Regions from separate parts of the Homo sapiens genome. Here region 1 is linked to region 2. The links are chromatin loops, found by intact Hi-C in ENCODE. Cell type or tissue: breast epithelium. All regions are shown on one strand. Each heading gives the region's core, and the rest is flanking DNA. Links, peaks and the distances in the headings are about the cores only.

What was found. A loop is a pair of places that touch in the nucleus more often than their neighbours do. Peaks named below come from ENCODE experiments on the same cell type or tissue, not always from the same donor. Only the 100,000 strongest peaks of a DNase experiment are listed, where the experiment ranks them.
Region 1: it touches region 2 in a loop (23-fold over the local background); 3 of 110 quality-filtered maps call a loop at or near these places.

What each region holds. Positions count from the first base shown.
Region 1 is chr1:173,459,035-173,467,753 of GRCh38, reverse strand. PRDX6-AS1 (PRDX6 antisense RNA 1) reads left to right here and starts at 6,392. Exons shown (of 2, transcript NR_125960.1): 1 at 6,392-7,376. LOC100506023 (a long non-coding RNA gene) reads left to right here. Exons shown (of 3, transcript NR_037845.1): 2 at 5,300-5,430. RefSeq lists an enhancer at 7,163-7,662. In breast epithelium, for the core only: no CTCF peak of the experiment used is centred there; no DNase peak of the experiment used is centred there.
Region 2 is chr1:173,511,084-173,519,802 of GRCh38, reverse strand. SLC9C2 (solute carrier family 9 member C2 (putative)) reads left to right here. Exons shown (of 28, transcript NM_178527.4): 23 at 2,099-2,266. Among named protein-coding and RNA genes, the nearest start is that of PRDX6, 38 kb to the right of the region's middle. In breast epithelium, for the core only: no CTCF peak of the experiment used is centred there; no DNase peak of the experiment used is centred there.

The DNA.
Region 1 (8,719 bases), core at 414-8,413, 52 kb after region 2:
ACCTCATTTCCAGCTCTAGAGATAGTCCTGACTGGTCCAAGATAATCAGTATTAATGTAACTGGGGAATTTATTAGAAATGCAGAGTATCAAGACCCATACCAGACCTACTGAGTCAGAAACCCTGGGGATGAGGTCCAGCAATGTATATTTTAACAAGTCCTCCAGGAGATGCTGATGAGCTGGTCTAAAACAACTCCATTCTGGTGATTAGGGTTGGTTCAGTTATGAGCATGTAATCCAACTCTTGCTAGTAAGCAATGACGCTTGCTAGGTGAACTTCTGCGAAAAGTGTCTTTGGCTCCTGAGTAGAAATCTAAAAGAGTTAGTGTTTCATCTTTTTCTGGAAATCATGTCTGGATGCTTGGAAATATTGCAATCATGTTGCTACCTAACCAGGAATGAAATAACACAAAGAATGACAGACCAGGAAGATGGAAAGGATGGATTCTTTTTTTAATTTCCAACTTTCATTTTAAGTTCAGGGGTACATGTGCAGCATGTGCATGTTTGTTACATAGGTAAATGTGTGCCATGTTGGTTTACTGCACAGATCATCCCATCACCCAGGTATGAAGCCCATCATTCATTAGCTATTCTTCCTGATGCTCTCCCTCTTCCCATGCCCTGTCCTCTGACAGGCCCCAGTGTGTATTGCTTCCCACAACGTGTCCATATGTTCTCATCATTCAGCTCCCACATGTAAGTAAAAACATGTGGTATTTGGTTTTCTGTTTCTGCATTAGTTTGCTAAGAATAATGGCCCCCAGCTCCATCCATGTCCCTAAAAAGGACAAGATCTCATTCCTTTTTATGGCTATATAGTATTCCATGGTGTATATATACCACATTTTCTTTGTCCAGTCTATCATTGATGGGCATTTAGGTTGGTTCCAGGCCTTTGCTGTTGTGAATAGTGCTGCAATGAATATATGCATGCATGTATCTTTATAATAGAATGATTTTTATTCCTTTGGGTATATACCCAGTAATGGGATTGCTGGGTTGAATGGTATTTCTGCCTCTAGGTCTTTGAAGAATTGCCACACTGTCTTCCATGGTGGTTGAACTAACTTACTTTCCCGCCAACAGTGTAAAAGTGTTCCTTTTTCATCACAACTTCCCCAGCCATCTGTTGTTTTTGACTTTTTAATAATAGCCATCTGACTGGTGTTAGATGGTATTTCATTGTTGTATTGATTTGCATTTCTGTAATGAACACTGATGTTGAGCTTTTTCTCATGTTTGTTGTCCACATCTATGTCATCTTTTGAGAAGTGTCTGTTTTGTCTTTTGCCCACTTTTTAATGGGGTTGTTTGTTTTTTTCTTGTAAATTTGTTTAAATTCCATATAGATGCTGGATATTAGACCTTTGTCAGATGATAGATTGCAAAAATTTTCTCCCATTCTGTAGGTTGTCTGTTCACTCCAATGATAGTTTCTTTTGCTGTGCAGAAGCTCTTTAGTTTAATTAGATCCCATTTGTCAATTTTGGCTTTTGGCGTCTTTGTCATGAAATCTTTGCCCATGCCTGTGTCCTCAATGATATTTCCTAGGTTTTCTTCTGAAGTGTTTATAGTTTTGGGTTTTACATGTAAGTCTTTAATCTATCTTGAGTTAATTTTTGTATATGGTATAAGGAAGGGGTCCAGTTTCAATTTTCTGCATATGGCTAGCCAGTTCTCCAGCACCATTTATTAAATAGGGAATCCTTTTCCCATTGCTTGCTTTCATCAGGTTTGTCAAAGATCAGATGGTTGTAGGTGTGCAGACTTATATCTGGATTCTGTATTCTGTCCCATTGGTCTATGTTTCTGTTCTTGTACCAGTACCATGCTGTTTTGGTTACTGTAGTCCTGTAGTATAGTTTGAAGTTTGGGAGCATAATGCCTCCAGCTTTGTTTTTGTTGCTTACAATTGCCTTGTCTATTCATGCTCTTTTGGGGTTCCATATGAATTTTAAAATAGTTTTTTTCTAATTCTGTGAAGAATCTCAATGGTAGTTTAACAGAAATAGCATTGAATCTATAAATTACTTTGGTCAGTATGGCCATTTTCACGATATTGATTCTTCCTATCTATGAGCATGGAATGTTTTTCTGTTCTTTTGTGTCTTCTCTGATTTCTTTGAGTGGTGGTTTGTAGTTCTTGAAGAGGTCCTTCACTTCCCTGGTTAGCTTTGTTCCTAGGTATTTTATTCTTTTTGTGGCAATTGTGAATGGGATTTGGCTGTCAGCTTGCCTGTTGTTGGTGTATAGGAATGCTAGTGATTTTTGCACATAGATTTTGTATCTTGAGACTGCTGAAGTTGCTTATCAGCTTAAGAAGCTTTTGGACTGAGACATTGGGGTTTTCTAGATATAGGATCATGTCACCTGCAAATAAAGATAGTTTGACTTCCTCTCTTCCTATTTGAATATGCTTTATTTCTTTCTCTTGCCAGATTGCCTTGGCCACAACTTCCAGTGTTGACTGGGAGTGGTGAGAGAGGGCAGCCTTGTTTTGTGCCACTTTTCAAAGAGAATGCTTCCAGTTTTTGCCCATTCAGTATGATATTGGCTGTGCATTTGTCATAGATGGCTCTTATTATTTGGAGACATGTTCCTTCAATACTTAGTTTATTGAGAGTTTTTAACATGAGGGATGTTGAATTTTATCAAAGACTTTTTCTGTATCTATTGAGATAATCATGTGATTTTTGTCTTTAGTTCTGTTTATGTGATAACTTAACATTTATTGATTTTTGTATGTTGAACAGCCTTGCATCCCAAAGATGAAGCCAACTTGATCATGGTGGATAAACTTTTTGATGTGCTGCTGGAATCAGTTTGCCTGTATTTTGTTGAGGATTTTTGCACTGATGTTCATCAAAGATATTGGCCTGAAATTTCTCTTTTTTGTTGTATCTCTGCCAGGTTTTGATATCAGGATGATGCTGGCCTCATACAATGAGTTAGGAGGAGTCCCTCCTTTTCGATCTTTTTGAATATTAAATTGTTTCAGTAGGAGTGGTATTAGCTGTTCTTTGTACCTCTGGTAGAACTCACCTGTGAATCTGTCTGGTCCTGGGCTTTTTTTTTTTGTTGGTGTTGGGGTGATCAGACCCAACACCAGGTCATGGGGGTGACAAAGTCCAGCAGAGTCAAAGGATTGAGAAAAAGACAGTTTGAGGGAGAAAGGTGGAACCAGGAGGCCATTGTTAGTGTATGGAGGCTGTGAAGGCTCTGAGCTCTGGGAGCCCATGCTATTTATTGGTAATCCAACAGAGAAACAGGTGGTGAGAATGTGGAGGTCAGAAGAGCAGGTGCATGATCTACAGCTGTGATGGTTTGGCATTTATAAGGAACATGTTCTGCTACTTGAGATAATGAAGATACAATCGAACTAGGAGCCTAGGAGGGCTAGAAGCAAGGAGCCAGCAAGTCTAGACACATTCCAGAGGACATTGTGGCAGACATGCGAGCCCTGCCTCAGCTTTCTTCCCAACACTCAGCTTTTTCCCAACAGTTGGTAGGCTATTTATTACTGCTTCAATTTCCAAACTCATTATTGTCTATTCAGGGATTCAGTTTCTTCCTGGTTCAGTGTTGGGAGGGTGTATGTGTCCAGGAATTTATCCTTTTCTTCTAGATTTTTCTAGTTTATGTACATAGTGGTGTTTGTAGTATTCTCTGATAGTTGTTTGTATTTCTGTGGGGTCAGTGGTGATATCACCCTTATCACTTCTGATTGTGTTTATTTGAATCTTTTCTCTTTTATTCTTTATTAGTCTAGCTAGCAGTCTATCTATTTTATTAATTTTTTTCAAAAAACCAGCTCCTGGATTCATTGATTCTTTGAAGGGTTTTTCATGTCTCTGTCTTCTTCAGTTCTACTCTGATTTTGGTTATTTTTTGTCTCCTGCTAACTTTGGGTTGGTTTGCTCTTTTTTCTCTAGTTTGTTTAGTTGTGATGTTAGGTTGTTAACTTGAGATCTTTTTAGCTTTTTGATGTGGACATTTAGTGCTATAAATTTCCCTCTTAACAGTGCTTTAGCTGCATTCTGGAGATTCTGGACATTGTAGTTTTGTTCTCATTGGTTTCAAAGAACTTCTTGATTTCTGCCTTAATTTCATTATTTAACCAAAAGTCATTCGGGAGCAGATTGTTCATTTTCCATGTAGTTATATGGTTTTGAGTGAATTTCTTAATCTTGTGTTCTAATTTGATTACACCTTGGTCTGAGAGACTCTTTGGTATGTTTTCAGTTCTTTTGCATTTGCCAAGGAGTGTTTTACTTCCAATTATGTGATCAATTTTAGAGTAAGTGCTGTGGCGATGAGAAGAATGTATATTCTGTTGTTTTGGAGTGGAGAGTTCTGTATATAGCTATCAGGCCCACTTGATCCAGAGCTGAGTTGAGGTCTTGAATGTCTTTGATAATTTTCTGTCTCAATGATCTGCCTAATATTGTCAGTGGGGTGATAAAGTCTCCCACCATTATTGTGTGTGAGTCTAAGTCTCTTTGAAGGTCTCTAAGTACTTTCTTTTTCTGGGTGCTCCTGTATTGGGTGTATATATACTTAGGTTAGTTAGCTCTTCTTGTTGAAATGAACCCTTTACTGTTATGTAGTGGCCTTCTTTATCTTTTTTGATTTTTGTTGATTTAAAGTCTGTTTTGTTATAAACTAGGATTGCACCTGTTTTTTTCTGTTTTCCATTTGCTTGGTAAATTTTCCTCTATCCCTTTATTTTGAGCCTATGTGTGTCTTTGCACGTGAGATGCGTCTCTTGAAGATAGCATACTAATGGGTCTTGGCTCTTTATCTAGCTTGTTATTCTGTATCTTTTTTTGGGAGGCATTTAGCACATTTTCATTTAAGATTAGCATTTTTATGTGTGGATTTGATCCTGTCATCATGATGCTGGCTGGTTATTTTGCAGGTTTATGTGGATACTTCATTGTATCATTGGTATGTCAGTGTGTTTTTGTAGTGGTAATGGTTTTTCCTTTCTATATTTAGTGCTTCCTTCAGGAGCTCTTGTAAGGCAGGTCTGGTAGTGATGAATTTCCTCAGCATTTGTTTGTCTGAAAAGGATCTTATTTCTCCTTTGCTTATGAAACTTAGTTTGCATATGAAATTCTGGGTTGGAAATTCTTTTCTTTAGGAATATTGAATACTGGCCCCCAATCTTTTCTGGCTTGTAGGGTTTCCACTCAGAGGCCCAATGCTTGTCCGATGGCCTTCCCTTTGTAGGTGACCTGGTCTTTCTTTCTGGCTGTCCTTAACATTTTTTTCTTTTTTCTTTTTTTTTTCAGATGGAGTTTCACTGTGTCACCCAGGCTGGAGTGCAGTGGCACGATCTCAGCTCAATGCAACCTCTGTCTCCTGGGTTCAAGCAAATCTCCTGCCTCAGCCTCTTGAGTAGCCTGAGTAGCTGGGACTAAAGGTATGTGCCACCACACCTGGCTAATTTTTGTATTTTTAGTAGAGACAGGGTTTCACCACGTTGGCCAGGCTGGTCTTGAACTCCTGACCTCAAGTAATCCACCCACCTTGGCCTCCCAAAGTGCTGGGATTACAGGCATGAGCCACTGTGCCCAGCCAACATTTTTTCTTTCATTTTGACTTTGGAGAATCTGCTGATACATATCTTAGGGATGATTTTCTTGAATAGTTATCTTACTGGGGTTCTCTTGTTCCTGAATTTGAATGTTGGCCTATCTTGCTAGGTTGGGGTCATTCTCCTGGATGATATCCTGAAGTATGTTTTCCAACTTGGTTCTATTCTTCCTGTCTCTTTCAGGTACCCCAATCAGTTGTAGGTTTGGTCCTTTTACATAAACCCATATTTCTCAGAGGTTTTATTCATTCATTTTCATTCTTTTTTCTCTATTCCTGTCTACCTGTCCTATTTCAGAGAGATAGTCTGCAAGCTCTGGGATTCTTTGCTCTGCTTGGTCTATTCTGCTATTAATACTTGGGATTACATTGCGAGTACTTGTAGTATGTTTTTCAGCTCTGTGAGGTCGGTTATGGTCCTTTCTATACTGGCTGTTTTGGCTGTCAGCTCCTGCATTGTTTTATCATGATTCTTAGCTTCTTTGCCTTTGGTTAGGACATACACCTTTAGCTCAGCAAAATTGGCTTTTGTCCACATTCTGAAGCTTACTTCTGTCATCTTGGGCTCAGCCTAGTTCTGAGCCCTTGCTGGAGAGGTGTTGTGATCATTTGGAGGAAAAGGGGCTCTCTGGGTTTTTGAATTTTCAAGATTTTTGCGTTGATTCTTTCTCATTTTTGTGGGCTTATCTATCTTCGATCTTTGAGGTTGCTGACCTTTGGATGGCGCTTTCATGGATTGTTTTGTTTTTTCATCTTTTTCTTTTAGCAGTCTGTTTACTCTTCCTTACAGATGCTGCAGTTAGCTGGGGGTCCACTCTACACCCTGGTTGCCTCAGTTTTTCCTGTACTTGGAGGTATCAGCAGTGAATGCTATGAAACAGCAAAGATGGCAGCCTGCCCCTTCCCCTGGAAGCTCCATCCCAGGGCGGTACTGTCCTGTTGCCAGCATGAGCACACAGTATGTAGGGGGTGGCTGGAGACCCCAGTTGGGACATCTCACCTAGTCAGGAGGAACGGGATCAGGGATCCACTTAAAGAAGCAGTTGGGCTGTTTTTGATAGAGCAGTTGTGCTGTGTTGGGGATCCCATCAGCCCCTTGTTGGTTTGGGCTCTCCGAGGCCCACAGGCTGAACTGGCTGAGGTGCCCAACAGCCAAGTTGGTGGCCCGCCTTCCCCTCTGGGCACTCTGTCCCAGGGAAAAATTAGAAGTCTGTTGGCCACAGAACATGGGCGGGGGTGGCTGGATACCCCAGCTGGCATGATCTACCCGTCAAGGAAAAGTGGATCAGGGTCCCACTTAAAGAAGCCATCTGGCCATGCCTCAATAGAACAGCCTTGTTGTGCTGGGAAACTGCTTCTGCCCTTGTTGGCTTGGACTCTCTAAAGCCCACTGGTTGGAATGGCTGAGTCATTCAAACAGCCAGCTTGGTGGCCCTCCTTTCCTCCCCTCCTCCCCTCCCCTCCTCCTTCCCTCCTCGCCTCCCCTCGGGCATGCTATTCCAGAAAGAGATCAGGATCCGTTTGTGGAATACAGGCAGAGATGGCTGGAGGCCCCGGTTGGGAGGTCCCTCCCAGTGAAGAGGAATGGATTGGGGCCCCACTTAAAGAAGCAACCTGGCCACGTTCAGGCAATGCCGCTGTAGTGTTCTGGGAAGACCCTTCCTTGTTTGAACCATATGGATTCTCCGAAGCCCATAGACTGAAATGGCTGAGTCAACCAAACAGTAGAGATGGCAGCCCACCCCTCCCACTGGGGACTCTGTCCCATCACAGGTAGGCTATATTCCAAGCCAGTAGGTCTTATTTTGTGAGGTGTTGTGGAAGTGGGACCCACAGATTGATGCTGCTTGGCTCCCTGGATTCAGCCCCCTTCCTAGGGGTATGTACAGACCTCCCACCTTGCCTGAGTTACAGACACCTCTGTTGGGGATCCTGGGGCCGGAATATGTAAAGTTCCTGGATCTCTATGCATGCCTGAGCAGCTGCTCTGCTGAGACTCAACACACCTCTGTGTGTGGGACCCAAGACCCTGGTGATGTGGGTGCACAAGGTGGTGTGGGTGCACTGATCTCCTGATCTGTGGGTTGCAAAGATCCGTGGGAGAAGCGTGGTTTCCTGGGGTTGCACACTCACTCACTGCTTCCCTTGGCTGGGGGTGGGAGTTCTCTTGGCTTCATGTTGCTCCCAGGTGGGCTATTGCCCCACCTTGCTTTTCTCTCTTCTCCATGGGTCGAGTTGTTTCTGTGATCAGTCCCAGTGTGAGTGCCTGGATATTTCAGTTGAAGGTGCTATATTCACTTGCTCCTTTCTTCCTCTCCCTGAGTGCCACAGACAGCTGCTGCTTCTAATTGGCCAACTTGGCCCCCCTCCCCTGGGTTCTTAATAACGTAATTAAACCACAACCCATCCTAAAACTTATCCTACTTCTAGATTTCTGTTGAGTTCAGAAATACCCTCATTTTTAAAGATAATTGGAGTCAGGGTTTCTGTTACTTGCTGTCAAAAGCATTCTTAATTAGACTTGCTAATATTTGACTTTGGATTTTAAGAATAACCCAATATGTATTTTATTTTTACTATTGTTTAGTATTTAGTATACTTTAGTATCAGAATTAAATTTGTCAGTGAAGTGTATTGGGAAGTTTTTCATAGTTTGTACTGGCCGAATGTTTAAATAATCCAGGAATTATCTGTTCTTTATGATGTATTAGAACTTACTGATAAAACAAACTGGAACTGGTGCTTTTTTTGAAGTTAGAGCTTTTGCTGCATTTTCAAGTTTTTCTTTGATTATTGGGATAATTTCCTCTCTTCATGAGCTAATATTAGTAATCTGCATTTTGCTAAAAATTTGTCTATTTCATGTAGATTTTCTAATTTACTGGTGGGTATTTGGAATTTTAGAATTTTAAAAATCTCTTAATGCTGAATTATTTTTCTTTCCTTGTTGTAGATATTTGCATTTTCTTTCTCTTTTTTTCTTGTTCACACTTATTAATGGTTTGTATGTTGTATTCTAAAAACAAAAACAAAATAAAACAATTGCTTTATTTACCAGGTCTATGCAATTTTGTTTTGCCATGCTTTCTAGTTCATTAATTTTGAATTTTATTTTT
Region 2 (8,719 bases), core at 249-8,248:
TACACATACTCAGAGGCCAAAGATTACTTTGAACCCATGTAGTCTGTCTCCAGTATCCATGTGCTTAGCCATTATACTATACTCCCATTAGAATTCTAGGACAAACACACTGCTGCCAGTATTTATGAAATACGGCAAGTCCGATACTTAAAAGCTGCAACTTGCTGTAACATGTTTCTTTGGGGATTTTCCTGCCATGACTGGACTAGCTAAACCTTCTTAAACTATAGTCCAATAATGTCTGGTCTGAAGAGGTTATATTAGTACTTTTTTGATACCATAACAAATTACCACAAATTTAGTGCTTAAATATATTATCTCATGGCTGTGTAGGTCAGAAATCCAATGGGTTCTGCTGATTTCACTGCTTGGGTCTCAAGAAGCTGAAATCTAGATGTCAGTAGTGCTATGTTACCTTCTGGAAGCTCTAAGGGCACAATCTGTTTCCAGGCTCTTTGAGGTTGTTGGCAGATCTAGTTATTCTTTACGGCTATTGAACAGAAGTCCTTGCTTCTTCAAGGCTGTCAGCTGGAGCCCACCTTGAGCTCCTAGAGCTTCTCTTTTGTCCTTGCATGCAGGTCCTCACATCTCAGAGCAAGCAAAGGCATATGGAATCCTTCACACATCTCTCTCTGATGGACTCCCTTCTACTTGCGAGGGCTCATGTGATTACAGTCCCCGCAATATTCCCGTCTGTTGTTTAATCAAATACTAATCTGGTACAGCTGTGAAGGGACTTTGTAGATCTTTTTAAGGTCAGCTGATTAGTAGCCTTAACTCCAAAAATCATCTTTTTAAGGTCAGCCAATTAGCAACCTTAATTCCACTACAAAGTCCCTTCACTGCAGTCCCTAGATTAGTATTTGGTTGAACAACAGACAGGAATCTTGGGGGGGCCTCCTTTAGAATGCTGCCTACCTCAAATGCCATCATCTTTTCTTTGTTTGCAAAAAGCAGAGGCATTCTTCATTGCTCAAAGATCCTTTGAATTGCATTCAAAATTACAGCCATTAAAAACAAATTCAAACTCTTCTGGAAGCATGAATGCCTTTAAAAGTCTGAATGCTAATTGCTGGGAGAGAATGACCTTTTGCTTCCTGTTTCCTGTGTCTTGAACAAGAACCTTCCTCTTTGATGTTTACAGCTAAACTTTCTGAAAAATTCTGTAATCTTTCTAATCCCAATTCTTTCAGCTTCCCCCTAAAATCTGATACCGCGGTTCTTTCTCCAGCTATGCCTACCAGTTATTTTCTTGAAGTAACTCAACCATCCTATGTTCATCCTAAAACCTTTTCCTGTTGATATTGCATGGTAATTTTTCTAAAGCATTTTAAAAAGAGACAAGGCTTTCATTAACATCATGGCTTGGTTTGGAGGCATATTAATTCATAATATCTGATTTATGTGCCCATGCAATCAAAAGTTATTTCCACCTGATGCATTAGCCCATTGCGGTAAGAATATCTAATGGACTCAATGAGTGATTGCATTAGTTGCATACTATAATTTCCAGTTTTGGTGGGTTTTTTTTTTTTTTCTTTGAGATGGAGTCTCACTTTGTCGCCCAGCTGGAGTGCAGTGGCACGATCTTGGCTCACTGCAACCTCTGCCTCCTGGGTTCAAATGATCCTCCTGCCTCAGTCTCCTGAGTAGCTGGGACTACAAGTATGCGTCACCATGCTCGACTAATTTTTGTATTTTTTTTTAGCAGAGACGGGGTTTCACCATGTTGGCCAGGCTGGTCCCGAACTCTTGATCTTGTGATCCGCCCGCCTTGGCCTCCCAAAGTGCTGGGATTACAGGCGTGAGCCACTGCGCCCAGCCCTGGTGGGATTTTTGTATAAGACAGGTATAAGTAGAAAGTTGTAAATAGGGGTCATCTGTAAAACTAAAGATTAGAAAAAAATCCTTGCCTTGGGGAGTTGAAATGTTAAAGAAATCATGATTTTTTTTTCTTAAGCCTAATTCTTCTTTCACACCTGACAGGAGATCTTTCCCTTCCATTGGAAAGTTGTAAGAAATAGTGGGAGCTCCTATGATTTGATCAAAGGGTTTTTCATTTTTTCTTTCCCTTTGCACACTTTTTTTCCCTTTGCAGTTGCATAGTTTATCTCCTACCTTTGGAATAGAGAGTAATCAAAGGTGTGATAGAGGGTCCAGAGACATGTTTACAGAGTTCTGTACTACTGGGGACATAATTGGAGAGCTAAGCTGTCTGCTTAAGCGTGAAATTGAATATACCGTCATCTGTGAAACTAGTTTACAGGTAGGAAAATGGTTCTGTCATGAGTTATTAATTATTCTTCAAGTAAATAAAAAATACCAGCATCTTTTCTTTTTTGGGGTTTTGACATCTTAGTCACCCAACCAGCTATTGGGAGGTAACATAGCTGAAAAGGCAGATTTAGTGTCTCACATCCCAGGCTCTGCCAAGCTCCACTGCATCCTGCCTAAGGGAGTAGTTATTTAACCTCCTTAAGTCTCAGTGTCCTTGTTTATGAAGTAGAGAGAATACCAACCTTTTGATGTTATGAGGATTAGGAAAACATCTACGTAAAATGCCTGACACATATAGGTGCTCAATAAATGGTCACCATTATGACAACAGTGTTTTTAAAGAATATTTATTTGTTTTTAAAACAACTCCATTAAAAAGTGGGCAAAATATATGAACAGATACTTTTCAAAAGAAGACATACATGTGGCCAATAAGCATATGAAAAAAAGCTCAACATAACTGATCAATAGAGAAATGCAAATCAAAACCACAATGAGATACCATCTCACACCAGTCAGAATGGCTGCTATTAAAAAGTCAAAAAGTAACAGGTGCTGGAGAGGTTGTGGAGAAAAAGGAACAATTACACACTGTTAGTGGGAGTATAAATTAATTCAACCATTGTGGAAGACAGTGTGACGTTTCCTCAAAGACCTAAAGACAGAAGTACCATTGACCCAGCAATCCCATTACTGGGTATATACCCAAAGGAATGTAAATCATTCTATTATAAAGACACATGCACATGTATGTTCACTGCAGCACTATTCACAACAGCAAAGACGTGGAATCAACCTAAATGCTCATCAATGATAGAGTGGATAAAGAAAACATGGTACATATATACCATAGAATACTATGTAGCCCTAAAAAAGAGTGAGATCATGTCTTTTGCAGGAACTATGGATGGAGCTGGAGGCCATTATCTTTAGTAAATTAATGCAGGAACAGAAAGCCAAATATCACATGTTCTCACATATAAGTGGGAGCTAAATGATGAGAACACACAGACACAGAGAGGGGAATAAAACACACTGGGGCCTATTGGAGGGTGGAGGGTGGAAGGAGGGAGAGAATCAGGAAAAATAACTACGGGTACTAGGCTTAATACATGGGTGATGAAATAATCTGTACAACAAACCCTCATGACACAAGTTTACCTATGTAACAAACCTGCATATGTACCACTGAACTTAAAACTTAAAAAAGGAATACTTGTTTGTTTTTAAACTTCCTTCTATGTTTCATTTGCTAAGTAAGAAGTTATCTATTCAACACCTAAGTGTCCTGACATTTCACTAGGTGTGGGGAATTCAAATAGAAATGAGCCAAAGACCAAGGGACAAAGTGGTTCGTTAAATGGGTCCTGCTCCCTGTGCCACCCAACTGGGTGATACCCTCCAATAGGGGTTATCAGACACCCTATACAGGAGCGTTCCTACTGGCATCAGTTCGGTGCCCCTCAAGGTCAGAGATCCCAGAGGAAGGAGCAGGCACCTATCTTTGCTGTTCTCCAGCCTCCTCGAGTGACATCTCCAGGTGTGGGAGCAAACCAGATGAATAGGGCCTGAAGCAAATCCCCAGCAAACTGCAGCAGCCCTGCAGAAGAAGGACCTGATCATTGCAAGAAAAACAGAAAGCAACAACAACAGCATCAACAACAACAAAAAAGTCCCCACAAAAACCCCATCTAAGGGTCAACAGCCTCAAAGATCAATATTAGACAAACTCATGAAGATGAGAAAGAATAAACGAAAAAACACTGAAAACTCAAAAGGCTAGAGTGCCTCTTCCCCTATACATGATCGCAATGCCTGTCCAGCAAAGGCACAGAACTGGATGGAGGACAAGATGGATGAATTGACAGAAGTAGGCTTTGGAAGGTGGGTAATAACAAACTCTGCTGAGCTAAAGGAGCATGTTCAAACCGAATCTAAAGAAGCTAAGAATCTTCATAAAAGGTTACAGGAGCTGCTAACTAGAATAACTAGTTTAGAAAGGAACATAGATGACCTGATGGAGCTGAAAAACACAGCATGAACGCTTCATGAAGCATGCACAAGGATCAATAGCTGAATCTATCAAGTGGAAGAAAGGATATCAGAGTCTGAAGACCATCTTGCTGAAATAAGGCATGCAGAGAAGATTAGAGAAAAAAAGAATGAAAAGGAACAAACAAAACCTCTGAGAAATATGGGACTATGTAAAAAGAACAAAGCTATGATTGATTGGAGTACCTAAAGAGGCAGGGAGAATGAAACCAAGTTGGAAAACACACTTCAGGATCAGGATGTTATCCAGGAGAACTTCCCTGACCTAGCAAGGCAGACCAACATTCAAATTCAGGAAATACAGAGAACACCACTAAGATACTCCATGAGAAGATCAACCCCAAGACACATAATCATCAGATTCTCCAAGGTTGAAATGAAGGAAAAAATGTTAAGGGCAGCCAGAGAGAAAGGCCAGGTCACCTACAAAAGGAAGCCCATCAGACTAACAGTGGACCTCTCCGCCGAAACCCTTCAAGCCAGAAAACAGTGGGGGCCAATATTCAACATTCTTAAAGAAAAGAATTTTCAGTCCAGACCTTCATATCCAGCTAAACTAAGCTCCATAAAAAAAGGAGAAATAAAATTCTTTCCAGACAAGCAAATGCTGAGGGATTTTGTCACCACCAGGCCTGCCTTGCAAGAGCTCCTGAAGGAAGCACTAAATATGGAAAGGAACAACTGGTACCAGCCACTGCAAAAACACTCCAAATATATAAAGACTAATGGCACTATGAAGAAACTGCATCAACTATTTTGCATAGTACGCAAAATAACCAGATAGCATCATGATGACAGGCTCAAATTCACACATAACAATATTAACCTTAAATGTAAATGGGCTAAATGCCCCAATTAAAAGACACAGACTGGCAAATTGGATAAAGAGTCAGGACTCACTGGTGTGCTACATTTAGGGGGCTCATCTCACATAGGCTCAAAATAAAGGGGTGGAGGAAAAATTACCAAGCAAATGGAAAACAAACAAAAAAAAAGCAGGGGTTGAAATACTAGTCTCTGACAAAACGGACTTTAATAAAGATCAAAAAAGACAAATAAGGGCATTACATAATGGTAAAGGGATCAATTCAACAAGAAGAGCTAGCTATCCTAAATATATATGCACCCAAGACAGGAGCACCCAGATTCATAAAGCAAATTCTTAGAGACTTACAAAGAGACTTGGACTCCCACACAATAATAGTGGGAGACTTTAACACCCCACTGTCAATATTAGATCAACAAGACAGAAAATTAACAAGCATATTCAGGACCTGAACTCAGCTCTGGATCAAGTGGAACTAATAGACATCTACAGAACTCTCCACCCTAAATCAACAGAATATACATTCTTCTCAGTGCCACATGGCACTTATTCTAAAATCAACCACAGAATTGGAAGTAAAACACTCCTTGGCAAATGCAAAAGAACTGAAATCATAACAAACTGTCTCTCAGACCACAGTGCAATCAAATTAGAACTCAGGGTTGAGAAACTCACTCAAAACCATGGAAATTGAACTACATGGAAATTGAACAATCTGCTCCTGAATAACTCCTGGGTAAATAATGAAATTGAGGCAGAAATCAAGAAGTTCTTTGAAACCAATGAGAACAAAGAGACAACATACCAGAATCTCTGGGACACAGCTAAAGCAGTGTTAAGAGGTAAATTTATAGCACTAAATGCCCACATCAGAAAGCTAGAAAGATCTCAAATCAACACCCTAACATCACAATTAAAAGAGCTAGAGAAGCAAGAGCAAACAAATCCAAAAGCTAGCGGAAGACAAGAAATAACTAATATCAGAGCAGAAATGAAGGAGACAGAGACACAAAAAACCCTTCAAAAAATGAATGAATCCGGGAGCTGATTTTTTTGAAAAAATTAACAAAATAGACCGCTAGCTAGACTAATGAAGAAAAGAGAGAGAAATCAAATGGATACAATAAAAAATGATAAAGGGGATATCACCACTGACCCCACAGAAATACAAACTACGATCAGAGAATAAACACCTCTATGTAAATAAACTAGAAAATCTAAAAGAAAAGGGTAAATTCTTGGACACATACACTCTCCCAAGACTAAACTAGGAAGAATTAAAATCCCTGAATAGACCAAAAATTAGTTCTGAAATTGAAGCAGTAATTAATAGCCTGCCAACCAAAAAAAGCCCAGGACCAGATAGATTCACAGCCGAATTCCACCAGAGATACAAAGAGAAGCTGGTACCATTCCTTCTGAAACTACTCCAAAGAGTTGAAAAGGTGGGACACCTCCCTAACTCATTTTATGAGGCCAGCATCATCCTGATACCAAAACCTGGCAGAGGCACAACAACAACAACAACAACAAAAAGAAAACTTCAGGTCAATATCTCTGATGAACATCAATGTGAAAATCCTTAATAAAATGCTGGCAAACCAAATCCAGCAGCACATCAAAAAAGCTTATCCACCACAATCAAGTCGGCTTCATCCCTGGCATGTAAGACTGGTTCAACATATGCAAATCAATAAACATAATCCATCAGATAAACAGAACCAATGACAAAACCACATGATTATCTCAACAGATGCAGAAAAGGCCTTCAATAAAATTCAAATCCCTTCATGTTAAAAACTCTCAATAAAGTAGGTATTGATGGAACATATCTCAAAATAATAAGAACTATTTATGACAAACCCACAGCCAATATCATACTGAATGGCAAAAGCTGGAAGCATTTCCTTTGGAACCTGGCACAAGACGAGGATACCCTCTCTCACCACTTCTATTCAACATAGTATTAGAAGTTCTGGCTAGGGCAATCAGGAAAGATAAAGAAATAAAGGTATTCAAATGGGAAGAGAGGAAATCAAATTGTCTCTGTTTGCAGCTGACATGATTCTATATTTAGAAAACCCCATTGTCTCAGTCCACAAACTCCTTAAGCTGATAAGCAAGTTCAGCAAAGTCTCAGGATACAAAATCAACATGCAAAAATCACAAGCATTGCTATGCACCAACAACAGACAAGCAGAGAGCCAAATCATGAATGAACTCCAATACACAATTGCTACAAAGAGAATAAAATACCTAGGAACACAGCTAACAAGGGATGTGAAGGACCTTTTCAAGGAGAACTACAAGCCACTCCTCAAGGAAATAAGAGGGGACACAAACAAATGGAAAAACATTCCATGCTTATGGATAGGAAGAATCAATAGTGTGAAAATGACCATACTGCCCAAAGTTATTTATAGATTCAATGCTATTTCCATCAAACTACCATTGACATTCTTCACAGAATTAGAAAAAACTATTTTAAATTTCATATGGAACCAAAAAAGAGCCCACATAGACAAGACAATCGTAAGCAAAAAGAACAAAGCTGGAGGCATCACGCTAGCTGACTTCAAACTATACCACAAGGCTACAGTAACCAAAATAGCATGGTACTGGTACCAAAACAGACATATGGACCAATGGAACAGAACAGAGGCCTCAGAAATAACCCTACACATATACAACTACCTCATCTTCGACAAACCTGATAAAAACAAGCAATGGGGAAAGGATCTCCTATTCAGTAAATGGTGTTGGGAAAACTGGTGAGCCATATGCAGAAAACCAAAACTGGACCCCTTCCTTACACCTTATACGTAAATTAACTCAAGATGGATTAAAGACTTACATGTAAAACCCAAAATCATAAAAACCCTAGAAGAAAACCTAGGCAATACCACCCAGGACATAGGCATGGGCAAAGACTTCATGACAAAAATGCCAAAGGCAATTGCAACAAAAGCCTAAATTGACAAATGAGATCTAATTAAAGAGCTTCTGCACAGCAAAAGAAACTATCATTAGAGTGAACAGGCAGCCTACAGAATGGGAGAAAGTTATTGCAATCTACCCATCTGACAAAGGTCTAATATCCGGAATCTACAAGGAACTTAAACAAATTTACAAGAAAAACCCCATCAAAAAGTGGGCAAAGGATATGAACAGACACCTTTCAAAAGAAGACAATTTACGTAGCCAACAAACATATGAAAAAAAGCTCAACATCACTGATTAGAAAAATGCAAATCAAAACCGCAATGAAATACCATCTCACACCAGTCAGAATGGCAATTATTAAAAAGTCAGGAAATGGGCCAGGCACGGTGGCTCATGCCTGTAATCCCAGCACTTTGGGAGGCTGAGGCAGGGGGATCATGAGGTCAAGAGATTAAGACCATCCTGGCCAACATGGGGAAACCCCATCCCTACTAAAAATACAAAAACTAGCTGGGCATGGTGGCGCACTTATAGTCCCAGCTACTCGGGTGGCTGAGGCAGGAGAATTGCTTGAACCCAGGAGGTGGAGGTTGCAGTGAGCCGAGATGCACCACTGCACTC